2 separate regions of the Homo sapiens genome follow, and region 1 is linked to region 2. A link is a contact called in ENCODE Hi-C or POLR2A ChIA-PET data. All regions are on one chromosome and are shown on one strand. Each heading gives the region's core, a stretch centred on a gene start or an enhancer-like site at or near the end of the contact. The rest is flanking DNA. Distances are from core to core; before and after follow the strand shown. Region 1 overlaps SH3RF3 (SH3 domain containing ring finger 3). Region 2 has its middle 41 kb from the start of EDAR.

The links. Hi-C counts contacts between places; a loop is a spot of excess contacts on that map. ChIA-PET counts read pairs that join two places held with the same protein, here RNA polymerase II (POLR2A). Pooled maps may share reads with other maps.
Region 1: a loop to region 2 is called in a pooled map, with 2.5 times the contacts of the local background. The contact joins two enhancer-like sites. A Hi-C loop is called at or near these places in 2 of 50 pooled maps. POLR2A ChIA-PET finds 5 or more read pairs at or near these places in 2 of 52 experiments (OCI-LY7 and RWPE1).

What each region holds. Positions count from the first base shown.
Region 1 is chr2:109,254,040-109,260,683 of GRCh38, reverse strand. The region is part of intron 1 of SH3RF3 (SH3 domain containing ring finger 3); the gene reads right to left. It also overlaps a transcript of RANBP2 not described here. Among named protein-coding and RNA genes, the nearest start is that of MIR4266, 56 kb to the left of the region's middle. RefSeq lists enhancers at 1-187, 188-689, 5,896-6,185. Within about 2 kb of position 4,908, at least 5 of the 41 ENCODE cell types and tissues checked have a DNase peak (open chromatin) inside an H3K27ac peak, as active enhancers do.
Region 2 is chr2:109,026,525-109,033,014 of GRCh38, reverse strand. It overlaps a transcript of RANBP2 not described here. Among named protein-coding and RNA genes, the nearest start is that of EDAR, 41 kb to the right of the region's middle. Within about 2 kb of position 1,959, at least 9 of the 41 ENCODE cell types and tissues checked have a DNase peak (open chromatin) inside an H3K27ac peak, as active enhancers do.

The DNA of each region.
Region 1 (6,644 bases), core at 3,659-6,158, 220 kb before region 2:
GCCGCTTCTCCCATGGGCCTCCATTGGCCCTGGACAGCCTGTCAGCTCTCAGCCATGGGCCACCTCACCAGTCAGATCCTGCATCAGGCACTCCACATACAAGATCGGGAGCCCTCTTGCCTATGACCAAGGTGTCCCTGTGCCCACGCTACAAGTGAAAGTGCTAAGCTCCACAGAGGGTAAGTATGGAACTGGAATTAAAACCCAGATACAGCCACTGGGAGGCAGATGCTTTCTCCACCTTTCTCTGGCCCTGAACCCATCCAAGCCAACTGCACCTGCTCTCCTGCTTTGGTGGTTCCTGGAAGGGCACATGCAGCTCCCTGACCTCGGGTCACAGGTCTCCCTCACTCACCTCACCTGGGCCTTGCCTAGCACTTGGGATCAGCAGTGACTGTGCATGGCGCCTTGGGTTTAGGCGTCAGTTTGCATGGTTTTCCACTAGGGAGAGGACGGTAAATCACAGGGCTGCCAACCATCAGTAGTGCACTGCAGGCTTATCAACAGCCGCCAGGAAAGTCTCGGGAATGCATTTATTCCCTAAATACACTGAGAATTTAGAAAATGAAAAGATCCCAGAGAGCCTCTCTACTCTCAAAAAGGTATTCCCAGGGTTGAGATAAACATCACAAATAACCCTCCACCAAAAAAATTACAATTACTACTTGGAAAAGATATCTCTGGCCGGAGAAGAAAAGAGAACCTAAGCAAAGAAAACCCCTGGGCGTCTGAGAACATGGATATCATCTGCAGAGCCCCTGTTGTGCACGGTGTAGCACACACATGACTGACAGTTTCCAGAGCCATCCCCACAGCGCCCGGCCCAGAGGCTGTCCAAACACCAGATGCTCTCAGAGCCAGACAAACAGAGACCTCCCAGAGATGTCAAGGAAACTTGTCTGAATAAAGCTCCCTCCACATGCACCTACGTGAAGCCTCCATGAAGAAAAAGAAGTGAAAAGAACCAAATCAAGAAAAACAAATTCTTCTTCCGTAGGCCGTGAGAGCAAGTATAGACATTATCACAATTCAAGTTACATCAGGGTCTCCCTGTCACCAACTTCTCCATAAATAACATGCCGCCCAAACATGGTAACTCCAGGGCATTGTGGAAGAAAATAACAAAACAAGCCTCTTGGGATGTTAAGGCATGAAGGGCCCCGGAGAGTCCTGACTTTGCACAGAAGGAAAATCAAGGACTCTAGTCCACCAACAGGCCCACAATAGCCAATGCACCACCGTCACACAACCCAGCAGAAATCACAACAGAGTAGACCTGGAGGCCCAGCCTCCCCTTGCATGCAGGTATGTAGGATGCCTCCGGCTCTGGATGGTGGTCTCAGAGGGCTTCAGGTAGGCTCAACTGTCAGAGCCAGGCCTCTGCACACTCAGAGCCAGTTGTTCAGGAGCCAGCAGCAGCTGCAGGTCTGGGTGCTCCTCAGGGCCAGGACACCCTTTAATCCGACCCATGAAGGCCAGAGAAGCCTACACTTTATGGATTCCTCAACCCGGCTTTTGTAAGTAACTTCAGCCACAAGCCGCGTGGCATGTTGCAGCTATTACATGTGATCTGGCAGTAGGTATGTGTCAGAAACTCTCTGATGAAGCCAAATGGAAACTAGGGCCCTGGCAGCACAAGGCTCTCCCTCCTTCCCGAGGCAGCCTACACAGTGAGCTGACCCCACATAGTTCACCCAGCTAGAGAGGGCATGCGGATGCCCCGTGGGCAGAATCTGGGGAAGCAGCAGGACAGAGAGGGTCTCTCTGCAGCTCGAGCTGAAAGGCAAAACCCCTGACCACAGAGTGTTCTCGTCAAATCCAGCACAGCCAAGGACATCAGCACAGGTCACTGCCCCTGGATGGGTCCTGCTCTGACCTGGCAAGACCCTACCCCTATTAGGAAGGACAACAGCAGTGCAGGCCACTGTCTTCAAAGCAGCACGTATTATATGTCTGAATAACAAACCAGAACTTTCTGGCAGTCATCACTCAGACACGGCTGCCACACAGTCAGGCTCCTAGAGGTACCGGTGACCTGCTGGTCAGTGCAGGGATGTTAGGAGCACAGCCAGCTGTGGCCCGGCCTGGGGAATTGCGGGATGACTGACTGGATTCCTAGTGAGGACAAGGATTGGTGGCACCACCCATACATTGTTCGGAGGCTCACCGCCCTGGCCAGCCTACATGATTGGATTGGCCCTGGTAGGTGTGGGCTGTGCTGAGGGCCCGAGGAAGCCTCCAATACCCAGGAGGTGACAAAGCCTAGAGGCTCTGAGCTGTAGAGACCCCTGCAGAAAACCCGGCTGCACTAGGGTTTGTGGTCCTCTCAACTCTGCAGTTTCTCGCTCTTTAGAATGGGGACAAGACCTCCTGACTGGCTGTCACAGCGGCCACTGCATCAGGATCCCCTCAGTAAACATTCCCTTCAGCCCCTACAAACAGCGCCAGGCTGTCCCCCACTCCTGGAAACCTGGCCACTAGGCATTATTAAGGTAAGTTTACTCTTTCGTAAGCCTCGTTGATGGGGTAAAAGTCTTACCAGCTACCAGTTGCTTGGTGTTTCCAATGTCTGGGCCGGTTAAGCTCCAGATCAGAAAGTCTGCCTGGTAGCCCAGGGATGGCAGGGCTGTGAGGGTCAGCAAATAAGAAAGTGTACATGTGTGCACAGGTATGTGGGTATGTGTGTGCACATGTGGTGACAATCAAGCAGGGAAAGAAATGCTAGAATGGTGAACACAAAAGGCAAGCTGGTCTAATTCATTCTGAGCCCAGGACAGCCCTGGCCCTGGTGTCAGAGAAGCAGTGTGCTCTGTCTGTGTTTACTGTGACTCACTGGGAAAGTGGGGTTTCCAAAAAAGCCTCCACTTAAACAGGCTGGCTGTCTCCTGTCCGTAAAACATACATTTTCAGCCCTTGTTTCTGCACTTGGGGCCCCTTGGTTTTTTTGGACACTGAGACAGGGAGCTCTAACTGTCTACTTCAGGAAACAGGTAATGAACGTGTCAGTGGCTTCCCTGAAGCGCAAACCAAGGCACTCAGAAGGAAAGTCTTCTTCATGGGATGGGTGGCAGGCAGAGTCTATCCTGCTCCAGTGGTCAAGGGAAGAAAGTAACTCCTCACTCACCACGAACTTGGGCCACAGTTTCCTAGCTGACAACCTCCCAGCCAGACTCTTGGTGTGCCCTTCACAGACTTCAGGGCAGCTGCTATTTACAAGAAAGCCATGGGGCTTCTTCCTCCCTCCCTCCGTCCCTTCCTCCCTTCCTTCCCTCCTTCCCTTCCTCTCCCTCCTTCCCTTCCTCTCCCTCCCTCCCTCTCCTTCTTTCATTCCCTCCTCAATTCCTTTCTTTCCTTCATTCCTCCTTCCCTCTTCCTTAAGCCCACATCACTTAAAAGCAGAAACAGCTGACTTTGTACCTCCTGGCCACAGAACGAACAACATGACTTGATGCTGCCTCTCCAAGAAGGACTTACCGTCATGTCCACATGAGCAAGAGAAGCTCCTGCCCCAGTGGGCACTTTTCCAGGATGCTGAGTGAATGTCGGCTGCAGAGTGGACATGAGGGATTCAGTGGCTTTCGGGCTGCCTAGACACAGCCACTGAAATACACGGTGCCCCTACATGACATTCAAATGCCATACAGTGCAAGTCCAGGGCAGCAATGTGACCCGTGCCTGGTCACAGGCTGTCTGAGAGCAGAGGCGGAATAACTCCCTCCAGCATGAAGAGCTGCTAGTCCTCCACACATCTCCATCCACCACCGTTCATGAAAAACACATAAAAATGCCATTCAATTAGGTAGAGGCTGATGGTTAGTCTCCGGGACAATGGAAGACAAGGGACACCCCCACCTGTCACCCGGCACTGCCACCTAAGAGACCCTGAAATAAAAATCCCACTTCACTGTTTTCTCCAGTGATTCATTCATCAATAGCTCGATGTATTCCCTTTCCCTGATTAAAAGTTAACTCCACACAAGGAAGATGAGAAAAGAAAGATTGAGAAAACAAAACTTAGACCACGAAGACTAGGGAAAAAGTAATAAAAATTGTGGCACAATCCCATTGGCAAATCCCCTCGAAGCTCTCAGGCCAGTGCACCTAGCAAAAGGGCTTCTGTGCCCTTTACACACTAGCCCCTCAAAGCTCCAGGAGTGGACTGAACCTGGGCCTTGGTAAGTGTTTGTGACTGATCTCAAATCTCCCCTGTTTCCATGAGAGAGCACTCGTCTCCCTGTTTCAGTCAATGGTAAGTCTGAAACATCTCCTTCCTTGCAGGGGAGGACATCGCATTGCCGCTCATATCCCTAATGACACACTGTCAACTGACAAGCCCAGAGCACCTTCCAAGCTCGCCCCAGGACTACGTCACAGCGTCAACTTCCCCCACTCCCAGTAATACGCTCAACCAGGCCCAAGTGAAACAATGCGCGACCTGTCCATGGCAGGCTCTCCAACTGTGGGGTCTTCCTTGTCTACCTTTCACCTCCACTCAGGGGACAGGACTCAGTGAGGGCCTCCGCCAGGTGCTGGGTCACAGCGGCCAGAAGCACGGGCCTGGCCTCTCCCTCCAGACTTTGCAGGCTCATGGGAATGCCAAGTATTAATATGAAGCACATACAGGCTTACATTTGTGAGGAGGAAAAAGAGGACAGTAAGAGAGTATGTACATTTACATACAAGCACACACAGGGAATCTTCCTCAGGGGACAGGTGCATCCTATTCACTAAGCAAGAAAACACTTCCTCTTCCCCTTCCTTTCAAAGGCCTTGATCTGCAGGACAGAAGCAGGGAGAATGAAAAGGGCAAAAAGGAAAACTAATTTAACTGTCTTCTCTTTCTGAAAACTCGGCCTATTAAAAGCACAAACAGTCGGCAGGGCGGTTTCATTTCCTTGTCTTCATTAAATCAGGAAGCTGAGATTCAGCAGAGATTCTGGCCCTAGAAGTAGCTTATCGGAAATGACCATGAATTATCACCCCAGTGTCCTCCACATGTTTTCTGGTAAGTAGTTTCTTTACTTAACTGAGAAGGTTGTTCCCAACAGTTCTCAAAAGGTGTTCAAATTCCCAAGCCTACCTCATAAAACATTTTCATAATTATAGAGGTGATAGCAACCTTGGTGAGAACAACTATCAAGATGATTTTGATGGGGTTATTTGCTAATTTTGCCTCTTCTGTGAATAAAGATACCCAGTCGGCTGACTAATACGAACCCCAGTCCAACCCTGAATGTGTCCACAACCCCACAGACCTTCATACTGATCATTGAGAACAACCCAGACATTCCCTGGTGGTGGTAAAGTTAACCGAATAAAGCACTTCTCCAATGCTCTGTATTCTTAGAGTAGCTTTACTCAAGTTTCACCGGTGGGTGGTATGGGGTCTGCTGGAAGCCCAGTGTGACAGTGTGACCCATTCACTGGGAGATACTTCCAACCTAGATGCACTATTCCGAAGCCCCAACAGGTTGCCTAAATTGATTAGGAAAGTGAAATGCCACACACACAAAGCAAGAGTTGCACACGTGCACATGTACACACACAGACACACACACACAAACACTAATCTTTAACCTCCCACCACCATGACACGGGTACCACCTTGTGTCTTTTAGCCTTAGGAGGACTGCAGGCTTGTACAGTGTTGGAGCCATCCCTGTTCTTTCCAGATACAAATGATCTAATGGAGTAACCTAACCTGAACCACAGAGCCCCACATAGGTGTTCAATATCCTTCCAGAGCATTTTTCTAGCTTTTGAGACCAGAGTGGGTCACATGGAGCGTACTGTCTCGCTGAGCCCACCCGTGAGAATTCGGACATCCACAGAGAGCAGATACTGCCCTGGCGAGGCAGTGCCTCCAGCCTAGAAGTACCCATCTGTTGGCTTAACTGGAGCGCTCATGGGGCACTGTCCCGAGCCACTAAAGTCCCGGCAATGAGAGGCTCCTCTCATGGGAGCGGCTGGCACAGAAAGAGACAACCACACACCAACATTAGGGGGTACAGCTGAGACAGCAGGAAGTGAAACCCAGCAGAAGACAAAGAAACTATTTGACCAACCTTCTCACGGGGTCATGGGAATAGTCATGGTTTCTTCACATGTGCCTCAAGTTTTAATCAGCATCTACAATGTTGTATTGCCAGACCCAGGTACATCAGCTCAGTGTCAGAGGCAAAGCTGAACGAGGCTGGTAACATTTACATGCAATGTGTCAGGCCCTATTCTAAGTACTTTACAGCATTAATCCATTTAACCTCCCCAACAGTCCAATGAGGAATGTGCTGCCCCCATTTTACAGATGGGGAAACTGAGGCACAGAGAGGCCAACTTGCACAGGATTATACAGGTAGAAAATTATGGCACTGACTCCTTGGTCTGCACTCTAAGCCACTATGCTGCTGCGTGCTAAAAACTCTAGAAAAACATATTGATTGTCCTCAGGTCAGACATCCAAAGGTCTGGAGTGGAGTGAAGAAGTCTATAAAATGCTAACAGAAGAAAAATGTGATTTTCTTCATGTTTTCCTCTAAGAGTCCTTGCTAGAGGGGTTGGTGAGGCAGTCATGCTGGCTGCCACTAGCCCAGGGAAATTCTCATGTGGGTCAGAAAAAGCACCCCTTCAAGACAAATCTAGGATAA
Region 2 (6,490 bases), core at 710-3,209:
TCAGCTTCCAAGGGTTCAGGAAGGACTTATATTTCACCCTGCCATGACATGGGTCAAATATGAGGCCTCTTTGAAAATCCAGGGAAAATTAGCTCCTGGTGACATAGGATGCACTTCTTAGCTCCTAGTTGCCCATCTGGAGTTCTCTGTTAGGCCCACAGAATCAGCAAACTCTGTGTGGAATTAGGCGATTGCTCCTCAGTAGTGGCAGTGCAACCGGAGGGAAATTATTGTTCCATTCTGACTTGTGAGTTCCTATAAATCTTAGCTTTAAATCAAATGCTCTGTGAGTTGCTACAGGAGTTTCATTTAACCCACCAGCCTGTGCAAGAGGTGAGAGGTGGCCCGACTGTGAAATCCCAGAAGACACATCTAGTTGGCCAAGGCCTCTGCTCTCAGCTGGAGGAAAGACTCCCCCACCCCACCCCATGGGGAGGGGAGAAAGCGCATGGATGGAGTGGGATGAAGAATGGAGAGTGAGGAGAAAGCCCTTCCATGGTGTAAAAGTCAGGGCATCCGCTGAAGCCTCTCACACATTCGACCGATGTCACCCCAAGGAGCAGTTTCACCAGACAGGGTGCTGAGTCTAGCACAGCATCTGTTTGCAGACGGTGCTTGAAAGGACTGAGGTTGGGTCCTGGAGTTCTAAAGTTCTAACCCTTTTCTTCTGTCTTATTTCACCTTCCTGCAAAACAAAGAGGGGGTGGGGAGGGACAAAAAAAATCGCTATGCAGAAGTTCACTCCGGAAAATGCCCTGAAATAAAATCAACAAGATTGATGTGCAGGCAGACAGGTAATAACTTTAGAAGTGAAAGAAATCTCCAAAGATCTATGACATTTTTAACAAAACAGGGGGAAGGTGGGCAGCGCTCAAAACTGCAGAGCGGTAATTACACCCACAGGAAGTCTCTAATGAACTTGAAAACAAAGCTCCGAAGAAAGGGAAAGAAGATAACTGCAGAGTTCTGTTTACGTAACCGTAGGGGGTTTGAACACCAAGAACTTACAGCTCCTGAAACGCGGTGAGGAAATGGGAGGGAGGGCAGCGAGCGTTCAGAGTTTTGGCAAAAGGTCAAAGAGAGTGAACGGATGTGGGGGGAGGGGAAGAAGGTGGCGGGGGGTGGGTGGTAGCGCTCACGGGACAAGAAATTGAGCAAACAGAAAAGCTTAGTTGCTGAAGAAAATACTTAGAGGAAGGAGGGTTCTCTTCGCTGGGGGCAAAGTGGGGCAGCTTTATCCCGCCTGTGGCCCGGAGGTAGGCGTTGGCGCAGGTCTCGCCGGCGCCCGCAGCGCGTCCAGGTTGCCACCGGCAGAGCCCGGCCCACGTGGCCGACGCTGAAGCGGCGCTCTCCGTTCCTCCAGCGGGCGCTTCCCGGCCGAGCTGCAGGGGGTGCACACAGCAGAACTTCACTGCGCCCTCCTCGCCGCACGTGGGGCCAGGCCGTGCGCTAGAGACCCGCGGACTCGGTGCAGCCCGGCGAGGCGGGCAGAGCCGACTGCTGGGTCTGAGCGCGCATCCCCTGCTGCTACTGATTGAAGCCCAGTCCCCGGTGCAACAGTAGTAAGAGGGGGCCTCCAGGGAAGTGATTCCGTCGTAAGGGGAACGGGGCTGATAACCTTATAAGAAGGCTGGAGGAAGCTGTTTCCTCCCTTCCGCTCCTTCTGCAGAGCGTTCCCGTCTCTACCCCACCCCTGCCACATCAGAGCCCCCATCTGTGCTGAGTCAGCCAGCACCCATCAAGAAGCCCCCATCTGTGAGGAACAGGCCCCCCTCACTGCTGACACCTTGATGGTGGACTTCCAGCCTCCAGCACGGTGAAAAGGAAATGGCTATTTATAAATTACTCTCTAAGGTGTTTTGTTGTAGCAGCAGGAATGGACTTAGGGACCCGGAGTTCTTACCATTGCCCAATCACAATACCCTTAGACTCCAGCATCTCCACACATGGCGTCCCCTCGTGGAGCGCTCCGTGTCTTACCATGAGTCAGTGAGACAAAAGGTGCAGATGACACTGATGGTGGTATACATGCACACTGTGTTAGTCTGTGTACTAGTTATGAGTATATATACCAATTATTAAACCATTTTACCAAGAAAATAAAGACTTGGGAGATGTTAAAAAACTGCCAAAGTCGGGTGTGGTGCACCTGTGGTCCCAGCTACTCTGGAGGCCGAGGCAGAAGGACTGCTTGAGCCCAGGAGTTCAAGACCAGCCTGGGCAACATAGTGAGACCTAGAAAACAAACAAACAACAACAACAACAACAAAAACTGTCAAGAGACAGAACCTGGATAAGAAGTGGGTTATATAAACCAAAGTGGTCCAAAAATTCAGATGCCTGAGGGGCCCCAAGCTGGTCCTAGGTACTCAGGAAAGTACAATTCTAGAAGGAGCCTTCTGCTTAACAGCCTGCTGGTCATCCTCAAAGAGGCCACCACTCCCCACTCCTTCTCAGGGAGCCTCATCCCATCAGACAGTGAGGCCCATTCTTTCATTCATTCAGGTCATATTTACTGTCTATCCAGAATGCACCAGGCACTGTGCTAGGTGCTACTATACACATTATCACATTTGGCAGGGTATGGCACACCTCTTCATTTAAAAATAACCTTTCCAATGACATTAACAATGGGCTTTACTTACGTGAAATTCACTTAAAATAGAATTCTAAGGAATTTTACGTAGCATACCATAATTTGGCTAGAGGAGAAGGCTGGGTCTTCAGTGGGAAAATGTTGAAGGTAAAGCACTTGAGCGCATGGCCTGCTGGGGAGAGTGCTGAGCCAGCTGGCTGTGCAGGGGAGGATTGAGGAAAAGGCTGAAAATGAAGGCTGAGGATCAGTTTCATGAGCTCTCGAATCCAGGTTGATTTGAAACTGTTCTTTGCATAGGCAGAACATTCTGAGGTAGCAAACAAAAGTTAGAGTCAAAGAATTCTTTCTAAAGAATGATGTCAAGGAGGCAGTAAATCTAAGACTCACCCACACACTCGAACTGGCACTCAGTAAATGCTTACTGAATGAATGAATCAATCAATCCATCAATACAGAGATAGCAACCAGGATCCTTGTCAAGTCAAGAGGGTTATTAGTATAGTATTTCTTTAAAATAAACAGCCTTATCTGTGAGCAAAATAAGAGGCTGCCCCTGAAGGCTAAGGATGTCTGCATCCATTTGAGAGAAACAGCCTTTCATTGTGCAATGATTAGGCTTAAGTTGCTGGCAAGGCTGGAGACAAGGATAGAGATGAAAGGCTGGATGATGGCTGCCGGGGGGCCCTGTCCTGCAGCTGTTCCAGCCAGGAAAGGAGAGGGGAACAGAGGAGACAGCACAGGCAGCAGGCAGGCATCCCAGGCCGAGGAAGGAGGGAGGGCTCCCCAGGGTCACCCTGCTCTACTTTTGGAGCCTGATGCTGTAAAGTTTGCCCGGCAGGGACACACATGCTGCAGAATCTCCTCTTTCCCCTCATTGAGAGGACCAGGTTTTCCCTTGGAAACGGACAGACACACACTGAGCTGCTGCTTCCCAGGAGGGCTGAGGCACCCTTCAATAACTTCAGGCATCAGTGTCAGCCACATCATGGTTTCCCACCTCCAGATTCCCATGCCTTCCTTACCCTAATGAAGTTTCTCCCATTTACACATGGTCCCTCATCATCCCTCTCCTGGATGCTTTACTAGCTTTATGGAAGGAACTTGGAGGAGTGGCCAAGGCAGAACCCAGCAGCTGCGGCCATGGGGGTGAATGGGGGCTGGGATGGGGAGGGACTCCATAGACTCAGTGTTGACATGAAGGAGGAAAGGGCCCAGGTGTCCTATTAACAGTAATAACAATAATCTTGCCTTAAACCTTATTTATTTATTTATTTATTTTATTTATTTTTGTAGTTTAGAATGAGGTGAGGGCTAAAGAAATAAACAATCACATAGGCCGGGCACAGTGCCTCACGCCTGTAATCCCAGCACTTTAGGAGGCTGAGGTGGGAAGATTGCTTGAGCCCAGGAGTTTGAGACCAGCCTGGGCAATATGGCAAAATCCTGTCTCTACTAAATAAATAAATAAATAAACAAACAAATAAATAAATAAACAATCACAACTAAAGTCGTGACAGCCAGATTCACACATGCATTCTCAGTTGGCCCTCACAGTCCCTGACAGCCACACAGATCCTGAGAGTGTGAGGCTGCTCTGGAAGACAGGAGTGGGGCTTAGACCCGATGACCTCTAAGCTCTGTTCTGCTGCTTTAGGTCCAGGGTCAAGGTGTAGGAGGGGCAAGATATGTGTGGGGGAAGGGCAAGAACCGGGCCTACTGACTTAAGCTACTCATTTGGGTGCATGTCTGCCACCCTCGGAGGGCCTGTGGAATAGGTCAGAGCACTCCTCTAAGTGAGGGCTGTTGGGATCGGATGCTTAGGGCACAGCAGAGGAGATTGAAACAGCATTCAGCACTGTCCAGATGTTGATGCAAGGACTGTCACCCTCAAATACAGTGTGTCAGCCACCATGAGCCACTGTGCAGGAGGGCCTGAGGGTGGCGTGTGGAGACAGGCCTCCCAGCAACGGGGAAGCCAGGGTGCAGCAGCAGGGCCTACCTTCTTGGTGTAAGGCTCTTCCTTCAGTGGAGGTAAGGGCCGTGGCCCAGCATGCACTTTGTACTTTCCATTAGCCCTGAGGCTCAGGTGTCAATTATGGTTTAGCATTTAAAATCGAACAATATGTTTTTATTTTATTTATTTCTTTTGAGACAGGGTCTCACTCTGTCACCCAGAGTGGAGTGCAGTGGCATGATCATGGCTCACTGCAGCCTCAACGTCCTGGGTTCAGGTGATCCACCCACCTCAGCCTCCTGAGTAGTGGAGACTACAGGTGTATGTCACCTGGCCCAGGTAATTTTTTGCATTTTTTGTAGAGACAGGGTTTCACCATGTTGCCCAGGTTGGTCTCAAACTCCTGGGCTCAAGATGTCTGCCTGTCTTGGCCCCCCAGTGTGCTGGAATTACAGGCGTGAGCCACCTCACCCTGCCAGTATGTTTTTAAACAGTACCAGGAAAGCCTTGAGCTCTTCCCTGCCTCAGCAGGACACATGCATTAACTGGCAGAGCCCAGTGCTCCCTCTGAGGATGGATCTGTGAGTAGCAGCTCTGGGAGAGACAGAAGTAGGGGACTGGCAGGGACTCAGAGCCTGCAGGGAGAAGGAAGACGCATGGCGGGGAGGCCAGCATGCCAGGCTGCAGAGCTGCCGCCCACCCACCCCGCCCACTCCTGGAGCCCAGGCCCTCATCAACTCTAGGTCTTGCTCCTGGCCTAGGTCCTGCTGAGTCCCCATAGTCATAACGACGCTTACGCAGCACTGCTTCCTTCCAGATACTTTGTCCACGTCAGTGCCCAATAACCCTGTGAGGTCTGTCACCACTTACAGGAGGGGAGCTGAGGCCCAGGAGGGCTTAGGCCCTGCCCAGGGTATCATAAACAGAGGGTGGATGGACATGCCAGGCTCAGAGCCTGTGCCTTCATGTCAGGCTCCACAGGCTTCCTTGGCTCCATGCTGCCTTCAAAAGAGGAAAGTTACTTTTGTCTTCAAAATCCAGTCTTTCCTTATGGCTTCAAAAGCTCTTCCCTTGAAGACTCCACAAAGGAACAAGATGTCTGGGGTCTGGCTGGGCCCAGGAGACCTCTGCAATGCCTCCAAGATGAGGCTAGTCCCCCAGGAGACCCACCCTCCTTCAAGAAGTCTTCAGAGGTCCTTGTTTTTTTTTTTTTTTTTTTTTTGAGACAGAGCCTCACTCTGTTGCCCAGGCTGGAGTGCAGTGGTGCAAATCTTGGCTCACTGCAACCTCCGCCTCCAGGATTCTAGTGATTCTCCTGCCTCAGCCTCCCAAGTAGCTGCTATTACAGGTGCGAACCACCACGCTCAACTAATTTTTGTATTTCTAGTAGAGATGGGATTTCACCACGCACCAAGCTGGTTTTAAAATCCTGACCTCAAGTGATCTGCCCACTTTGGCCTCCCAGAGTGCTGCAATTACAGGTGTGAGCCACCACACCCGGCCAATGTCTTCAGAGGTTCTTTTTTATTTTTTGAGACGCCCACCACCATGCCTGGCTAATTTTTTGTATTTTTAGTAGAGACGGGGTTTCACCACATTAGCCAGAATGGTGACCTCGTGATCCACCACCTTGGCCTCCCAAAGTGCTGGGATTACAGGCGTGAGCCACTGCACCCGGCCACTTCTAATGATTTTTAAGAAGTATTTGGCAGCTCTGAATTGGCAAGTGTGGAAATAAGACTGAGAGGAGCAGCTGTTTCTAAAAGATCATTTTGAGCTTTTTCCCCACCTAGAGGGTGCCGAGCAATCAGGATGTGAGGGGCACAGTCTGGGCTGCTGCTTTCCCCACTTGAATACATGACATATCCAGTGTATCCTACACTAACGGTGCTTCCTCACCTTAGAGCTGGGAGCTCATGACTGCATAGCCAGCCTTTGGT